Regions from separate parts of the Mus musculus genome. Here region 2 is linked to region 1. Evidence: chromatin loops called from intact Hi-C (ENCODE). Cell type or tissue: left cerebral cortex. All regions are shown on one strand.

What was found. Hi-C counts contacts between places; a loop is a spot of excess contacts. Peaks named below come from ENCODE experiments on the same cell type or tissue, not always from the same donor. Only the 100,000 strongest peaks of a DNase experiment are listed, where the experiment ranks them.
Region 2: it touches region 1 in a loop (4-fold over the local background); 5 of 42 quality-filtered maps call a loop at or near these places.

The regions. Positions count from the first base shown.
Region 1 is chr16:11,980,848-11,984,847 of GRCm38, forward strand. Shisa9 (shisa family member 9) reads left to right here and starts at 3,266. Exons shown (of 5, transcript NM_028277.2): 1 at 3,266-4,000. The coding sequence starts at 3,734. Gm32278 (predicted gene, 32278) reads right to left here and starts at 2,898. Exons shown (of 2, transcript NR_155455.1): 1 at 2,711-2,898. In left cerebral cortex, CTCF peaks have their summits at 109, 2,488 (motif pointing left), 3,036 and 3,666; DNase peaks (open chromatin) are centred at 108, 2,502, 2,920, 3,421 and 1 more place; H3K4me3 peaks cover 1,907 bases; H3K27ac peaks cover 1,813 bases.
Region 2 is chr16:12,115,161-12,119,160 of GRCm38, forward strand. All of the region lies in intron 2 of Shisa9 (shisa family member 9), which reads left to right. Among named protein-coding and RNA genes, the nearest start is that of Shisa9, 130 kb to the left of the region's middle. In left cerebral cortex, a CTCF peak has its summit at 134; DNase peaks (open chromatin) are centred at 46, 267, 1,969, 2,281 and 1 more place; H3K27ac peaks cover 2,380 bases.

The DNA of each region.
Region 1 (4,000 bases):
GGGAAAGCTCCTGGGGAACAGGAGGAGGCTTAGGATTCTTCCAGGAAAAGCAGGCAGGGTGGATCTCAGTCTGCTTCCTTCTGAAGCAAAGCTCCTGCAGTTTTCTTCCCGCAAACAGGGGGCAGTCTCTGTTAATTAAAGCCGGAGAGCCTTGTGCAGAGACCAAAGGCAGATCCAGAAGTGGACTTTCCTATTCATCTTTTGTGTAAGGGTATTTAAAAAAATCATGTTTCAAAGTCTCTTAAACCCCCCAAATCTTGAAATTGTGTGTGTGTGTGTATGTGTAAAACCTACTTTTTTTCTATGAGGTCGCTCATTGTAAAGGATGCCTTGACTCTGGCTGGTGAGCACCGAGGAGGTGTTGAAGCAGGGTTGGAAATGGCAGAAAACTACATTAGTAGTTGGAAAGCTTATTCTGGCCTTGGCTTTACCACTTGCTAGCTAGAGCTCACAACTTCTTGGATCCTAGGAAGCCTGCTGGAAGGTCCCTCCCACAAGCCCAAGTATCTCCCAACCTCAGGGAAGACGGGATGCTAGAAAGCACCCTGCGTGCTCTGGGCATTCCTTTCCTCTTTTTTGTCCCAGATCGAACAATTTCTTAAAGATCTCTTTCTAACCCCTTCATGTCTCTCTCCCTCTCTCTCTCTCTTTCTGGATAGGCATATTCCCATGGGTGCAGGTGTGCACACACATGTGTAGCTGTGTGTGCTGAGGCCAAATGACAACCTCAAGTGTCATTCCTCAAGAACTTAATTTTTAAAAGATTTATCTTTTTATGTGTTTGTGTGAATTTATGTGAAGCAAGTGCATGTGGGTTCCGGTGCAGGCCAGAGAGTGCCATGTACCAGTACTGGAGCTGTAGGAAACTGTAAATCAGCTGATTTGGGTGCTGAGTCCTCTGTAAGTACAGTAAGGGCTCCTAACTGCTCAGCCATCTCTCCAGCACCCCATCCCTTTGTCAGGAGATCCCCCTCAGTAGGTTAAGACAGCTGGCCCAAGTGTCCCAGGGGTCTGCCTGTGTCCTCTCCCCCAGCTATGTGATTCTAAGTATGTGCCACCACACTCTGCTTCCTCATGTAGGTTTGAGGGGGTAAACTCAGGTCCTCTTGCTTTCATGACAAGTAATTTCATGATTCATAACTTGTTAAAAATCTTAATTAACTAAACACCTAGCTAACATACTTCACAATTCGTTTTTGTCTGTGTGCCTGGGAACACAGATTATCAAGGCCATTTTAGTCATGTTATTTACATGGCAGTGCTTGGAGACATTAAAGATAGAAACACGTAATCAAAGGTGGGGTGCATGTCTGTTAGGAAGGGACAGGAAGTGGCCAGTCACAGACTCTGGAAGCATAGTTCCTGGGTAAAATGTCAATAGCTTTCACTCCACAAACTCCCTGGGTAGCTTTCTCATTGCTTTGAGGCTCAGTTTCTCTCATTGCTATTGGGAAGATAATATTAACCAAGAAGCAGAGAATTAAGGGAGCCCCTGAGCTCACTGATTCCTCTACAAGACCCCAGGTTGTCTGGTACTCAGTAGTTATTGATTTTTAATAAAAGCAAGCTTAGGGATTGTGCTATAACTCACAGAGAAATGTCAGCTGCCATCAGCTCCCACACCAATGTTTATGGGATGGACAAGGTGGTAGCAGTTGTGGGTTGCCAGTATGACAAATATGCCTCCCACCCTATTTGCAGGGTCCTATGGTGAGGAAGCTGGTTGGCAGTTCTCTTTCCTTTTCACAGTGGGGGATGGGTTGGAGTACATTCTACTGCAGTCAGTCTTGGCTCTAAGACCTGGTGTGGTTTACCAAGGTGGCCCTGGGCTGCATTTGTAAATCTTCTTTCATCAAAGGGAGGGGGAGTTTAGCCAAACCCTTTGATTTGGAAAAAACTTGCCACACAGTCTTAATAAATCCTCTCATAAATTATCAATTAAGAGGATCCCAGCAGACCATTTTACATGTGGCCCAACTTCGTGGTCCTTTGAAAATTTCCCCCAAGAGTCCTGCAGCTGAAACCAAACAAGAGGAGAGGGAACAGAAAACATTGCTTCCTCTGTGATTCACCCAGCCTACTGCAAAGAGCATACTCAGTTAATACAATTAAAAAACAAAACGCCAGGGCGTGTGGGGATATAAATTTAGCTTAGCAGCTTTGATGTGAATCCTGATTTAGGGGCTATTGAAATCAAATTCAAGTAGAGGGCAGGAAGAAATAGGAGAAATGGTCGAGGGCTTATGGAGGGCTGGGAGGAATCAGTCAGGAGAAAGGAAGAGAGAACAAATTTGGAAAGGTTGAGAAGAGATGCTGGGAGCCAAGGAAACAACCTCGGTGAGGATGTCGGGGAAGGGGGGCTCCGTGGGGACAGGGGACAGCCTGCTCTGGAGACTGTCGCGCGGGCTGCAGAAACGAGTGGCTGAGGATGAGTGCCCAGGCCTTGCGCTGCGCCAAAACTGCCAGCGCAGAGGCGGCGCCGCTGTGTGCCCTCCTGTGGAGCTCAGCGTTCGCTGCGGGGGCGAAGAGGGACAGAAAGCGGCAGGTCCTAAGGGCTAGGGGAGTTCTTAGGAGAGCCCTTCCAGGGTGAGCCATTGCCTTCGCTTTGTCCGCTGACCGCCTCGCCAGACCACCCAGCTTTTAATATGAGTTCCCAAGCCCCTGTTCTGGGGTGCTTACCACAGCCCAAGGGGTTTGACACCTAACCCACCTTCCCAGTTCCAGCCTCTTCTCTGTTCAGGGACTCGAACCATCCCAGGCTCGCGCCAGGCATGAGGTCGCATCCCCGGAAAGGGCAAGGCAGTTCCTGCACGCCCGGGAGGAGGAGGGAGATCTTGTCTACACTGCTTCTAGTGTGTCTTGGAGTGAGCAAGCCATCTAATCTGTCCCGATTCTCCTAGTCACCCCTTCCCTGATCGACAGATTGCAATCGCAGCTCCTGCGCACGCACCCCTAGGGGGGGAAATCGAGGGCGGAACCACCTCTGAGTCTTTGCTTGGGGTGAGGAGCACCTTTCTCCCCGAGAGGGTGCCAGAGGTCCCGGCCGTGGTTCTTTCCACCTGCCGAGAAATCAGAGCTGTTCTTTCGAGCCTGGCAGCGGTGGAGCTTGCTGCTTTTGCCCGAGCTCTCTCTGCACGCCCCCTATTCGCCCCCGCCCGCCCGAGTCACCTCTTTACGCGCCCCCGCCCCTTTCGAGCTAGCGCTCACCACCACCCCTCCTCTATCCGCCCTCCTCCCCTTCCCCCTTCCCTCTGGCCCTCCCTTCATTCCACAAGTGTCGCTTCTCTCTCTCTCTCCAGCGCACTTGGCGTGCTAGAGAGGTGAAGAGCATCCTGCGAGCGAGCGGACGTGGGGAGCCGAGTCCCGGGTGGCGGGTGGAAGGGAGTTACGGACACAGCGACTCTCTCCTGTTTTCCACCCCCGCCTCCCCCGGTGGCCAGCAGGACCTGCACCCCGCGCTGGCCCCCGCTCCTGCTCCGTCCCCGCCCGGCCCCGGCGCGCTCCTCCCCGGCCGGCCCCCTTCCTCGGCGCGCGTCGCGCTGGAGGCGAACGCAGTCTGAGCCGAGCGCAGTGGCCGCCGACCACCGAGCGCCCCGCGCCGCCTCCCTGCATGTGCGGCCAGCGGCGGCCCGCAGCCCCCGCCAGCAGCCTCGGCAGCTTCGGCCGCGCGTCCAGAGGCGGCGGTAGCGGCTCCAGCGGCGGCCGAGCGCTCCAGCCCGGGTTGGGAGACACGATGCGCCGAGTCCTTCGGCTGCTTCTCGGCTGCTTCCTCACCGAGCTGTGTGCCCGCATGTGCCGGGCGCAGGAGCGATCTGGGCACGGGCAGCTAGCGCAACTGGGCGGCGTACTGCTGCTCACAGGGGGCAACCGCTCCGGAGCCGCCTCCGGAGAGGCCGGCGAGGGCGTCGGGGGCTCGGACGCACCGCCGACTCGAGCGCCCACGCCAGACTCCTGTCGGGGCTACTTCGATGTCATGGGCCAGTGGGACCCGCCGTTCAAC
Region 2 (4,000 bases), 130 kb after region 1:
GAGGGTGTCACTGAGAAATCCTACCATCTGGGATCTTCCTTTTTATAGTATGGTTTTAGTCATTTTTCCTTAAAGAAAAAAGTGTGTGCTTGCATGTGCATGCATGTGCATAAAAAATGGCCAGAGGTGGCTCCCTCCTTCCTTCTTCTGGTCCTCCCGCCTGCCCCACGACTGTCCCTGTTGCCTTGTCCCTGTCTCTGAAGGTCTCCTCACAGATCTTTCTTTCTTCCCAGCTTCTCCTCTCCCAGCACCCAGTCTCCCTGAGTTGGTACAGAAGCGCTGGTTACCTAGGAAACCACCACAGTGGGAACACATGCGATTGGTCAGATTGGGGCCTGACTCTGGGTTGATGGGCAGATTTTCGGGGTGATTCTCTCTTGTCTGCAGTATCTTCTGGGGGAGGGGCAATCTCAGGAATATGTCAGAGAAGTGGACTCGCCCTGGTAGGCTGGGCTTCTCCGCTGGGGAAGGCTTCCTGTCCTACTATGGATTTAGTTGCCTAAGGAGGCCAGGAGCATGGATTTCTACTGCACTAGGAGGCTGGGGAGTGAATGCAGGGTACTGCAATCCTCATGGCTAACACTGGCTAACACCTAGAGAGCAAAGAGCTGCCACTTTTTGTTATCAGTTAGCAAAACTGGACACAGGTGTTGTTTCTCTTCCTAGTCTACAGATGAGGAGAGGGAGGCTCAGGGGAATAAGTGAACTTGTAAATAAACAAGGTTTCCTGTTGTGGGGGCTTGGTAGCCCAGGCTGGCCTTGAATTGGAAATCCCCCTAATTTAGCCTTCTCTGCTAAATTACAGGTGTGTGCTACCTTGATCAGTCTTCGCTGATTCCTGGGGCTCTGGTGGAGGCCCCAGAGGGGGTGGGCCAGATAGTGTTCCGTGTCCCTTCAGCTCAGTCCTCCCTTAACCTTGATCCTTGTCTTTCTGGAGCAACCACTATTCGTTTCACGGAGCTCTTAAGTTCCTGGGAATGGAAGTGAAACCCCTGCTTACTCTTTATTTGAGAATGACAAGGAGGGGATGGGGTGTGTGGCTCAGTGGAAAGGCTCTTGCTTGGCATGCACAAGACTCTGGGTTTGACTCCAAGCATCACAGAAGAAGAAGAATTGGAGAAGTAGCAAGGGAAGAATAAGAGACAAGGACACACAGAGAGTGAGAGACAGATGGCAAATGTTTCTGCAGACGGGTAGATGGCAGTTACACAGCAGTGTGAGTATGCTCACTGACATCACAGCAATTAGAGATATTAAAGATGGCTAAGTTTTATGTTATCTCACCACCACCACCACCACCACCACCACCACCACCACCACCACCACCACCACCATCATGGTGTGTGTGTGTGTGTGTGTGTGTGTGTGTGTGTGTGTGTGTGTATGTGCATGTCCCTTTGTCTTAGTGAATATGTCCAGATGTCAGAGCTAAAGGCTGATTGCCTTTCTGCCTGTCTTTCTACTTTAGTTCTCATGATCTGAAATGTTCATTTCTCACCAGGAGCTCACTGTTTAGGTCTCTGCTAGACTGGCAGGCCAGCAAGGCCCTGGTTCTCCCTGTCTCCACTCTTAACCTGCCACTGGGTTTACAGGCATGATCACACCAAGCTTTTGGCATGGGCTCTGGGTGGTCTGAGCTCTGGTCCTCATGATTGTGTAGGAAAAACTTTACCCACAAGGCCATCTCCTCAGTTACAAGTTAACAGATAACTCAGGATCAGATGTGCAACCAACTGAGCTTTGTGCACCTCTGATTCTGTACCTTGCCTTTCCAATGTGAAGGATACTAATTAGCTGACAGGGACTTTGGGAGCCTTTGTAGATGCCAACAGGCCTCCGGCAACATGCAAACCTAGGCTATTTCATTACACCTCTTATGTCAGAAACAGCATAGCTTTTAACTTCCCCTCACAGGCAAAGTCTTGGAGGCTCAGGGGGAGTGTGGATTCTGGAGGATACCCAGCCATGTAGGTGGTGCAGCCCTACTTTGAATGTAGCCAGACTCTCTGATGCTCAGGGCTCTGTCCATCAGGGCTGGGATGCAGAAGAGAGATTCCTGCTTCTCCAAAGCACATAGGAGTTGACAGTCCCTTATTCCTAGCTCCAGGTCAGTTCTCTCTGCAGGCTCCAGTGTCTATCAGTCTCTTGGTGGACCAGTAACTTGAACCATCTCCCCTGTGCCTGGCCCACATCACAAACAGCTGCAGGTAAGCTTGCCGGATCACCGCTAATGCAGAGCAGTACTGCCATCATGGCTTCTGGAGACGGGGTAGCAGCTTGCAGGTGGTGTGTGGTGATAGTAGTGATGCTAGAACTTTCCAGGCTCGGGTCGAATATAGACTTTCATTCATGTTATGCCAGTTACGTCACAGCCCTTCCTGCTTCATTTGTACACCACAGCCATACGCTGCTCCTCACCAGTCTCTCTCCTCTTCCTTCCCTCAACCCCAGATTCACACACTGACCCTCCCCTCCTCCCCTCAGATGAGCAGGGCTCCCGGGGACATTAATCAAACATGGCAAAAACAAGCAACAATGAAACATATACCATCACATCAAGGCTGAACGTGGCAACCCAGCAGAAGGGATAGGTTCCCACAAGCAGGCAAACAAGTCAGGGACAGCCCCCCACCCCTTGCTCCCACTGTTAGGAATCTCACAAGAACACCAAGCTACTTGCCATCAGATAAATACAGAGAACCTAGGTCAGATCTATACATGTTCCCTGATATCTACCACGTTCTCTCTGAGCAACTAAGAGTTCCAGTTGTGTTCTTGTGATATCCCTGACCCTTCTGGTTTCTTTGATCCTCCCCCCTCCCCCCACACACACATTTATAATTTTGATCTTTCCATTCATCTAAAAGCTGGAGCTGGATGTGCATGCGCATCCATCTAGAGACAGAGATCAACCTCTGGTTCACTCCTTTATTTGGTAATAGAGTGTTTCCCTGGCCTGGAGCTTGCCCGTAGGTTAGGCTGGTGGGTCAGCAGGCCCCAGCTCTCCTCCTATCTCTGCCTCCCAGGTGCTGGTGCTTGCGTTTTGCTGACTGAGCTGTCTCCTAAGCATCAAGAGGAGATTCTTATACCCACTTACAGAGGAGCAAACTGAGGCTTAGAGAAACAGAATGATTCATCCAAGCTCACACTGGCAACAGAATGCAGCCTGCGTCTCCCTTTACATTTCTTTTTTTCTCCAGTCGGCCTCACTGCCTCCTGAAGATTAACTGGGGTCACCGTGGAGGAGAACAGGGATTTATTGCCGAGTCAAGGTTGGATGACGGGGTCAAAGGCTCCTTGCCATCTTCGGTCGTTCTGACACTTGCTTGATGGTAGGATGTCTAGGGGATATTTGCTGTGGTCCTGCAGGTGGAGGTCTGTCACATGGGGATGCATCAGAAATGCAGGTCCTCAGGTCCCACTTTAGACCTTCAGAATGTCCAGGGGTGGGCTAATGTTGATCATGATCAGTGAGCACCGATGAGGGAACAGGACCTCGCTAGAAGGGGGGCCTTTGGCGATGTCAGTGTGTGACTCATATGCCCATCTGTTTATGTATTGATATGTGCTTGTGCACGTGGAGGCTCCAAGACAATCTTAGCTGTCATTCCGTAAGTGCTCTGCACCCCCTAGCTCTCTCACACTCTGAGACGGGGCCTCTCACTGGGACTTGGAGCTCACCCTGTTAGGTTAGCCTGGGTTTCTGGTGAGCCCCAGAGGTCTGCCTATCCCCACCTCTTTAGCCTCAGGACTGCAAGCACAGACTTTGGTTTCTACTTTTAAACTTGAGTTTTGAACCATGAACTCACTGCTCATGCCTCTCAGTCAGAACTTCACCACACAAGCTCTCCCAGTCTTGGCAATGCTTCTAAGGCGAGTGTCACAAGAGACAGTAATAATGCGTCAGGGTGAACCCTACAACTCACCAACAATGCTTGTTCTTCTGAAAGAAGAAAAGGATTGAAAGACGTACCAGGGAGGAAGGCACATGATGAGGGAG